2 separate regions of the Homo sapiens genome follow, and region 1 is linked to region 2. Evidence: read pairs that join two places in POLR2A ChIA-PET (ENCODE). Cell type or tissue: endothelial cell of umbilical vein. All regions are shown on one strand. Region 1 overlaps CARD8 (caspase recruitment domain family member 8). Region 2 overlaps PLA2G4C (phospholipase A2 group IVC).

Region 1 (4,000 bases), 110 kb after region 2:
CTCTGTCTCAAAAAAAAAAAAAGAAAAGAAAAGAAAAAAAAAACCATGCTGAATTGGCCAAATATTTATCTAGGACTTCCCAGCCTGAGAACTGTAAGAAATAAAATTTTACTCTTTAAGCCACTGAGTCCATGGTATTTTGTTATGGCAACCTGAGCAGGATAAGGTAGTATACATACCTTTAACTTCACTGTGTAACTTCAGATTAATTTCCAAAATCAAGCATTACCTAACCAACAGCAGAACTTACATTTGTGCTCCATATACTCACCAGTAGTAGGCATTACTGACTTCTTAATAAATGGAAGTTTGATGAATATAAAATGTAGTATTTTTATGGCTTTTAATGAGGTTTCTGATAACTAGACGTATGAAATTCTACTTTTGTTCATTGTCCATTGCGATTTACAAACTGTAACATTTTACTCATAACGTTTGCCCATTTTTCACAAGGAGTTTTCTGTTTGTTTACTCATGTTGAATCATTTTTATGTATTATAAATATCACCTGATATTTACATCTTCTTCTTAGTAGCTTCATTCTAATGAACTTCTTCTTTTTTATTGTTGTTTTTCTGTTTTTTTTTTTTTTTTTTTGAGACAGAATGAGACTCTGTCAGCCAGGCTGGAGTGCAGTGGTGTGATCTTGGCTCACTGCAACCCCTGCCTCCCAGGCTCAAGTGATTCTCATGCCTTAGCCTCCCGAGCAGCTGGGATTACAGACATGCACCACCATGCCCGGCTAATTTTTGTAATTTTAGTAGAGACGGGGTTTCACCATGTTGGCCAGGCTGGTCTCGAGCTCCTGGCCTCATCTGATTCACCCACCTCGGCCTCCCAAAGTGTTGGGATTACAGGCGTGAGCCACTGCATCCGGCCTTCTATTTTTAATTTAGCATCCTCAAATAAATCAATTTAACTTCTAAAAATGTGTGCCTTTTTGTTTTAATAACATTAACCTATTTTTTTATTTTTGTAAATTTATGAAGTACATTCTTCAAATGTAACAATTTAGTTCTACTTCAAGATAAGGTATAGACAACTGCAAAATTCCACTGTCCTTACGATCACAATCATGAAGAGGATGGAGCTGCAGAATCTGAGCATATAAAGACTTTTATGAATTCTAACGCCCAACCCCAACTTGAGCATTCATTGCGCTGGTCCTAATTCACATTCAAACGCCCTGAGAATGGAGCTAACAGGATACACTGCACCCAATCTCATAGGCACACACAGGATAGATCCGAATACCACTGCAAAGACTTTTAAAATGAGCTGATATTAAGACCTCAGTTCACAGAAAGCCAAATAAATAATAAACATCTTCTGTTGGATACAAATAAAACAGAGTCTCATAAGATAACATTCACATTTCGAGGGTACATATCGGAACTACTGAGAATACAAGGATGAGCTGCAAAAATCTCCACTTGTCTGGCAAATGACAACTCAGTGGACACCAAACACTGAATAACATGTACAGTGAAATTATCTGACAAAGACTTTAAAAGAGACATTATAAAAATACTCAAATGAGGCCAGGCACGGTGGCTCATGCCTGTAATCCCAGCACTTTGGAAGGCCGAGGCGGGTGGATCATGAGGTCAGGAGATCAAGACCATCCTGGCCAAAATGGTGAAACCCTGTCTCTACTAAAAATATTTTTAAAAAAAAATTAGCCGGGCGTGTTGGCATGCACCTGTAGTCCTAGCTACTCAGGAGGCTGAGGCAAGAGAATCGCTTGAGCCCGGGAGACAGAGGCTGCAGTGAGCTGAGATCACACCACTGCACTCCAGCCTAGATGACAGAGCGAGACTCCATCTCAAAAAAAAAAAAAAAAAAAAAAAAATACTCAAATGTGCCAGGTGTAGTGGCCTGTAATCCCAGCACTTTGGGAGGCTGAGGTGGGTGGATCACTTGAGGCCAGGAGTTCAAAACCAGCCTGGCCAACATAGCAAAACTCTGTCTCTACTAAAAATACAAAAAATTAGCTGGGCTGTGGTGGTGCATGCCTGTAATCCCAGCTACTCTGGAGGCTGAGGCACAATAATCGCTTGAACCAGGAGGCAGAGGTTGCAGTGAGCTGAGATCGCACCACTGCACTCCAGCCTGGGTAACAGAGTTGAGACCCTGTCTTGAAAAAAAAAAAGCTCAAACAAGCAAATGCTGACACATTTGCAGGAAAATAGAATATAAGGCAAGAAATTTAAAATATAGAGAACAAAATGGAAATTTTAGAACTGATACATACAGTGACCAAAATTTAAAAGGTGGTGAATGCACTCAGTGGGACGACACAGATAACAACAGGTGAACACTCCAGCAAATTTGAAAATAGACAAATTAAAATTACCCAATCAGAATAATGGAAAAAATGAAAAGATGTTCTAAATAAGTAGAATATCAGGGACATTTAGGAAAACATAAAAGTCTAACATTTCCACAATAAGAGTCTCAGAAGAGGAGGAAAAAAACAAAATATAATATTGATTGATTCAACATAAATACTATGGTTTATTTCTAGATGGCAAGGAAAATCACATGTAAGAGGTTTCCATTTAAAAGAATTCCACTATTCATCAAAATTTTCATCTATTCTCAAGACTGTTGATTTCAAACTAGGTTTAGAGTAGCAAAGCATATGAATTTTACAGTAGAAGACATGAGAAGGATATAAAAGTTTGTTTTCTGTATTCTTTCAAAATTCTTATTTTGAAGGCCTTCTGGGCATATAAGCTATTGGAACTTGTCATCACTTAAACTATTTCCTATAAAGATGAAAATCAGGCTAATAAAAAGTATTTTTAGAAATTAGGCTGAAAACCTCTAAGTTTGGTAAAAGACATAAAACTGCAAATTTATGAATTGGAGCAAATTCCAAAGGGAATAAAACAAGGAAACTCATCCCCAACATAATGAAATGGCTAAAAACTAAAGATAAATACCTTGAAATCTGACAGAAAAATGACACACTACATACAGGGAAACAACAATTTGAATGACTGCAGATTTCTCATCAGGAAATACGGAAGCTAAAAGGAAACTGCTGAACAGAAAACAATGTCAACTAAAAATACTACAAGCAAAAAACATCACTGAGAATGAAGGTGAGAAAAAGATGTCCTCAGAGGAAGCAAAAAATAAGAGAATCTGTACCTATCAGAACCACTCTAAAAGAACTAAAAAACGTCTATCAGAGGAAGTGGAAATTTGCAGAACGAAATTTGGAAAATAATGAAGGAAGAGCAACAGAAATGGTAAATATCTGGAAAAACATAACAGATTACTCTTCTCATGAGTTTTTTAAATCTTCTGAGTGATTAAAAGTAGAAAATATATAATAATTTATTGATGGGTTTTAAGATACAGAAAGATTATGTAGAAGATAACTATATCCTAGATGAGAAAAGGTAATAGGATCTAAATGGTGATAAAGTGCCTAGATTCCACTTTAAGTGGTACAAATGTGATAACAGTAGAATAGAAAAGACATAACAAACTGGCTGACTGAGGATAAATCCTAACATATTAATAATTACATTAACGTAAGTAATTGAAATCTTCCAGTTAAAAGAGACTATCAGAATGGGTTCAAAATACACCATAAAAAAAACTGACTCAACCAGATGGTGTCTACTAGGAACTTGTTTTAAACAGATTAAACATAAAAGGATGGAAATATGTGTGCCACGAAAACATTAATCAAAAGACAGCTGAAATGGCTACAAAATGACAGAGTCTATGGTAGAATCCAAATGTCAGAGTTGGCTTATTTTTTGTATGGTACATTGCCAGGAATGTCTGTCTCAGAATAAGCTGAATTACCCTCATTTTCTTTTTGGTGGTTCTGTGGAGTTGATTTACCACATTTCATCTCAGTATTCCTTGGAGTTGACCATGAACATTTAACCCAACAACTCCTTGTAGCAGGCTACACACCAGTGGGAAAATATTTTCTGCTCATGTTTGCATTTTCTCCCATTTTTGTGCTCTCTTT
Region 2 (4,000 bases):
CTGCAGTGAGCTGTGATTGCACCACTGCACTCCAGCCTGGACGACAGAGTGAAACCCTGTCTCAAGAATAAACAAAACAAACAAAAAACAACAAAAACCCGATGTGTTAGGATAGGCTGGATGCAGTGGCTCATACACGTAATCCCAGCACTTCGGGAGGCTGAGATAGGAGGATCACTTGAACCCAGTAGTTGGAGGATTGCTTGAGCTCAGGAGTTTGAGACCAGCCTGGGCAATATAGCAAGATCCCTGTCTCTACAAAAAAAAAAATAATTAAAAATTAGCCAGGCACGATGGTGCATGCCTGTTGCCCCAGCTTACTCAAAAGGCTGAGGCAAGAGGATTGCTTGAGCCCAGGAGGTCGAAGCTGCAGTGAGCCATGATCTCGCCACTGCACTCCAGCCTGGGTGACAGAGCAAGACCCTGTCTCAAAAATAAAATGAAATAAAATAAAATAGTGAATTCAAGACATCAAATGGCCAAGCAGAGATGGAGAGGAAAGTTGTCTTGGGTCTGACACTTTCCCTATTTCTGCCTTATTCCATCATAAGTCCTCATTGTTCTTCTTGCCCTGGATGTCTGTGTATCTTTCTAGTAAATCATATCACTTTATTTGTTGCATAAACGAATCAGAGTCAATTTCTGTCACTTGCAACCACAGTAATCCTGATATACTTTAGTTTTGAGGCATCAACCGAAGTGCCCAGATTTTGATGACTTGAAAATCCTGAAGGACTTAAAAGGTGGTGCTGGTCAGCATCTTTGGTAACCCCACACCCTGAGACCCCTTGCTCCTACCCCCACCCCAGGTCCCCAGCTGGGAATGACTTACTTCTCTGGTTTGCTTAGAGATAACCATGTAGGCCCAGAAGTCGGTCAGAGAGTAATTCTCAGACCTCGCTGCTTGGATGGTTTTCTGTAGGCTCTTAGCCAAGTCCCACTCCTGTCGGGTAAATCGATGTTTCAGGTCAGCCTCGAGAGCTTCCATGTCACCATCATTGGTGTAGAGAGAAGATATTGCCCTGGAGGACAGAGGAAGAGAGTGAGTTGGGCATTTTAAGTGTGGACGATGAAGACTGGGGAAAGATGTGTGCAAGGAGGTCCTTCACAGGAACACCTGCCTCATGGAGAGGGCGACACACAGAGGAAACGGAAAATTTCCATTAAATAAATACAACTGCAGAACGATCAAGTTCGAAGGAGGACTCAAAATCATCTGGGACAATCCTTCCATTTCACAGGCAGGAAAATGAGAGCACGATGGGAGAAAGGCCTCATCAGAGTCAAATGTTTTTTGCAGCCAGCACTTATTAAAAGGTTTATATGTGACAGCAACAAACTGTCTTTAGTCTTTTATACCTATTAACTCACATAATCCTAGAAAATCAATGAACGGGGCCAGGTGTGGTGGTTCATGCATGTAATCCCAGCACTTTGGGAGGACGAGGCGGGAGGATTGCCTGAGGTCAGGAGTTCGAGACCAGCCTGGCCAACATGGTGAAACCCCGTCTCCACTAAAAATACAGAAAAATTAGCCAGGCGTGGTGGCATGCGTGGTGGTGGGTACCTCTAGTGCCGGATACTCAGGAAACCCTGTCTCTACTAAAAACACAAAAATTAGCCAGGCATGGTGGCACACGCCTGTGGTCCCAGCTGCTCAGGAGGCTGAAGCAGAGGAATCGCTTGAACCCGGGAGGTGGAGGTTGCAGTGAGCTGAGATTGTGCCACTGCACTCCAGCCTGGGCGACAGAGCGTGACTCCATCTAAAAAAAAAAAAAAAAAAAAAAAAAGCTGGGCGTGGTGGCTTACGCCTGTGATCCTAGCACTTTGGGAGGCCAAGGTGTGCGGATCACGAGGTCAGGAGATCGAGACCATCCTGGCTAACATGGTGAAACCCCGTCTCTACTAAAAATACAAAAAATTAGCTGGGTGTGGTTGCAGACCCAGCTACTATAGTCCTAGCTACTCGAGAGGCTGAGGCAGGAGAATGGCGTGAACCCGGGAGGCTGAGCTTGCAGTGAGCCGAGATCGCGCCACTGCACTCCAGCCTGGGCAACAGAGCAAGACTCTATCTCAAAAAGAAAAAAAAAAAGAAAAAAAAGACTTTATATTCATTTGTTCACTCAATAAATATATATTATATATATTAATTTATAAAGAAAAGAGGTTTATTTAGCTCACAGTTCTGCAGGCTGTACAAGAAGCATGGTGCAAAAAGCTTCTACTCATGGCAGAAGGCAAGGGAGCTGGTGTGTCACATAGAGTCTATATATATATATATATATATATTTTTTTTTTTTTTTTTGAGACAGGTCTTGCTCTGTTGCCCAGACTAGAGTGCAGTGGCATGATCTTGGCTCACTGCAGTCTCAAACCCCCAGGCTCAAATGATCCTCCCACCTCAGCCTCCCAAGTAGCTGGGACCACTACCCACCAGGTGCATCACCATGCCCTGCTCATTTTTAAATTTATTTTCTGTAGAGATGGAGTCTCACTATGTTGCCCACGCTGGTCTCAAACTTGTGGCCTGAAGCAATCCTCCCACCTCAGCTTCCCAAAATGCTGGGATTATAGGTGTGAGCCACCGTGCCCGGGCTCAATAAAAATTTTTGATGTTCTTAATGCTGCTTATCGGGTGCTATCTACCCTCACACCATCCAATGTATTAAACATACATCATAGCTCTTGAGCCCCTGAAGTGTGGCTAGCATGATTTAAAATATTTATTTCATTTTAATTAGCTTAAATTTAAACACTGGTACTCCATTCAGTTATTGGGAAACTCTGAAGTATGTTTGGAACAAGCTGGGTATGAAAAGTTCTTTCCTTTAATATCTTTTTTTTTTTTTTTTTGAGATGGAGTTTCACTCTTGTCACCCAGGCTGAAGTACAGTGGTTCGAGCTCGGCTCACTGCAACCTCTGCCTCCCGGATTCAAGTGATTCTCCTTCCTCAGCCTCCCAAGTAGCTGGGATTACAGGTGCGTGCCACCACACCCAGCTAATTTTTGTATTTTTAGTAGAGACAGGGTTTCACCGTGTTGGCCAGGCTGGTCTCAAACTCCTGACCTCAGGTGATCCACCTGCCTCGGCCTCTTGAAGTGCTGGGATTACAGGTGTGAGCCACTGCCCCGGGCCTCCTTTAACATCTAATGAGACTTCTGCATCCAACTTGGAATGCGCTCAGTATAAAACGCCCAGCAGCTTTCAAAGACCTAGTCTGACAAAAGGAATGTCAAATATCTCATTAACAATTTTTTTCTTAACGATGTGTCAAAATGCTAATGTTTTGGATATATTGGGTTAAAGAAAATGGATCATTTCACTGTTTCTTTTTACCTTCTTGAAGAGGCTACTAGAAAATTTAAAATGGGCCGGACATGGTGGCTTACACCTGTAATTCCAGCACTTTGGGAAGCCAGGGCAGGCAGATCACCTGAGGTCAGAAGTTTGAGACCAGCCTGGCCAACACGGGGAAACTCCGTCTCTACTAAAAATACAAAAATTAGCTGGGCATGGTGGCACGCGTCTGTAATCCCAGCTAACTGGGAGGCTGAGGCAGGAGAATCACTTGAACCTGGGAAGTAGAGGTTGCAATGAGCCAAGATCGCGCCACTGCACTCCAGCCTGGGCGACAAGAGCAAGACTGTGTCTCCAGAAGAAAAAAAGAAAAGAAAAGAAAGAAAGAAAATTTAAAATGATAGAATAGATGTGGCTCATGTTACATAGCTCTACTTGATAGCTCAGGTTGGGACGATTTGCATGTGTTTCATCATTTAATTCTCAAACAGCCCTGTGAGATCAGCACAGTTTGTTGCTGTCACATGTAAACCTTTAATAAATGCTGGCTGCAAAAAACATTTGACTCTGATGAGGCCTTTCTCCCATCGTGCTCTCATTTTCCTGCCTGTGAAATGGAAGGACTGTCCCAGATGATTTTGAGTGCTCCTTTGAACTTGACCGTTCTGCAGTTATATTTATTTCATGTAAATTTTCCATTTC

Evidence for each region. ChIA-PET counts read pairs that join two places held together with the same protein. Peaks named below come from ENCODE experiments on the same cell type or tissue, not always from the same donor. Only the 100,000 strongest peaks of a DNase experiment are listed, where the experiment ranks them.
Region 1: POLR2A ChIA-PET joins it to region 2 with 5 read pairs; 16 of 35 experiments call an interaction of 5 or more read pairs at or near these places.

What each region holds. Positions count from the first base shown.
Region 1 is chr19:48,207,157-48,211,156 of GRCh38, forward strand. CARD8 (caspase recruitment domain family member 8) reads right to left here. Exons shown (of 14, transcript NM_001184900.3): 14 at 930-4,000. It overlaps LOC124904734 (a long non-coding RNA gene), which reads left to right. Exons shown (of 2, transcript XR_007067282.1): 2 at 29-119. Among named protein-coding and RNA genes, the nearest start is that of ZSWIM9, 38 kb to the left of the region's middle. In endothelial cell of umbilical vein, no CTCF peak of the experiment used is centred here; no DNase peak of the experiment used is centred here; H3K27ac peaks cover 1,747 bases.
Region 2 is chr19:48,098,839-48,102,838 of GRCh38, forward strand. PLA2G4C (phospholipase A2 group IVC) reads right to left here. Exons shown (of 17, transcript NM_003706.3): 5 at 833-1,022. Among named protein-coding and RNA genes, the nearest start is that of PLA2G4C, 10 kb to the right of the region's middle. In endothelial cell of umbilical vein, no CTCF peak of the experiment used is centred here; no DNase peak of the experiment used is centred here.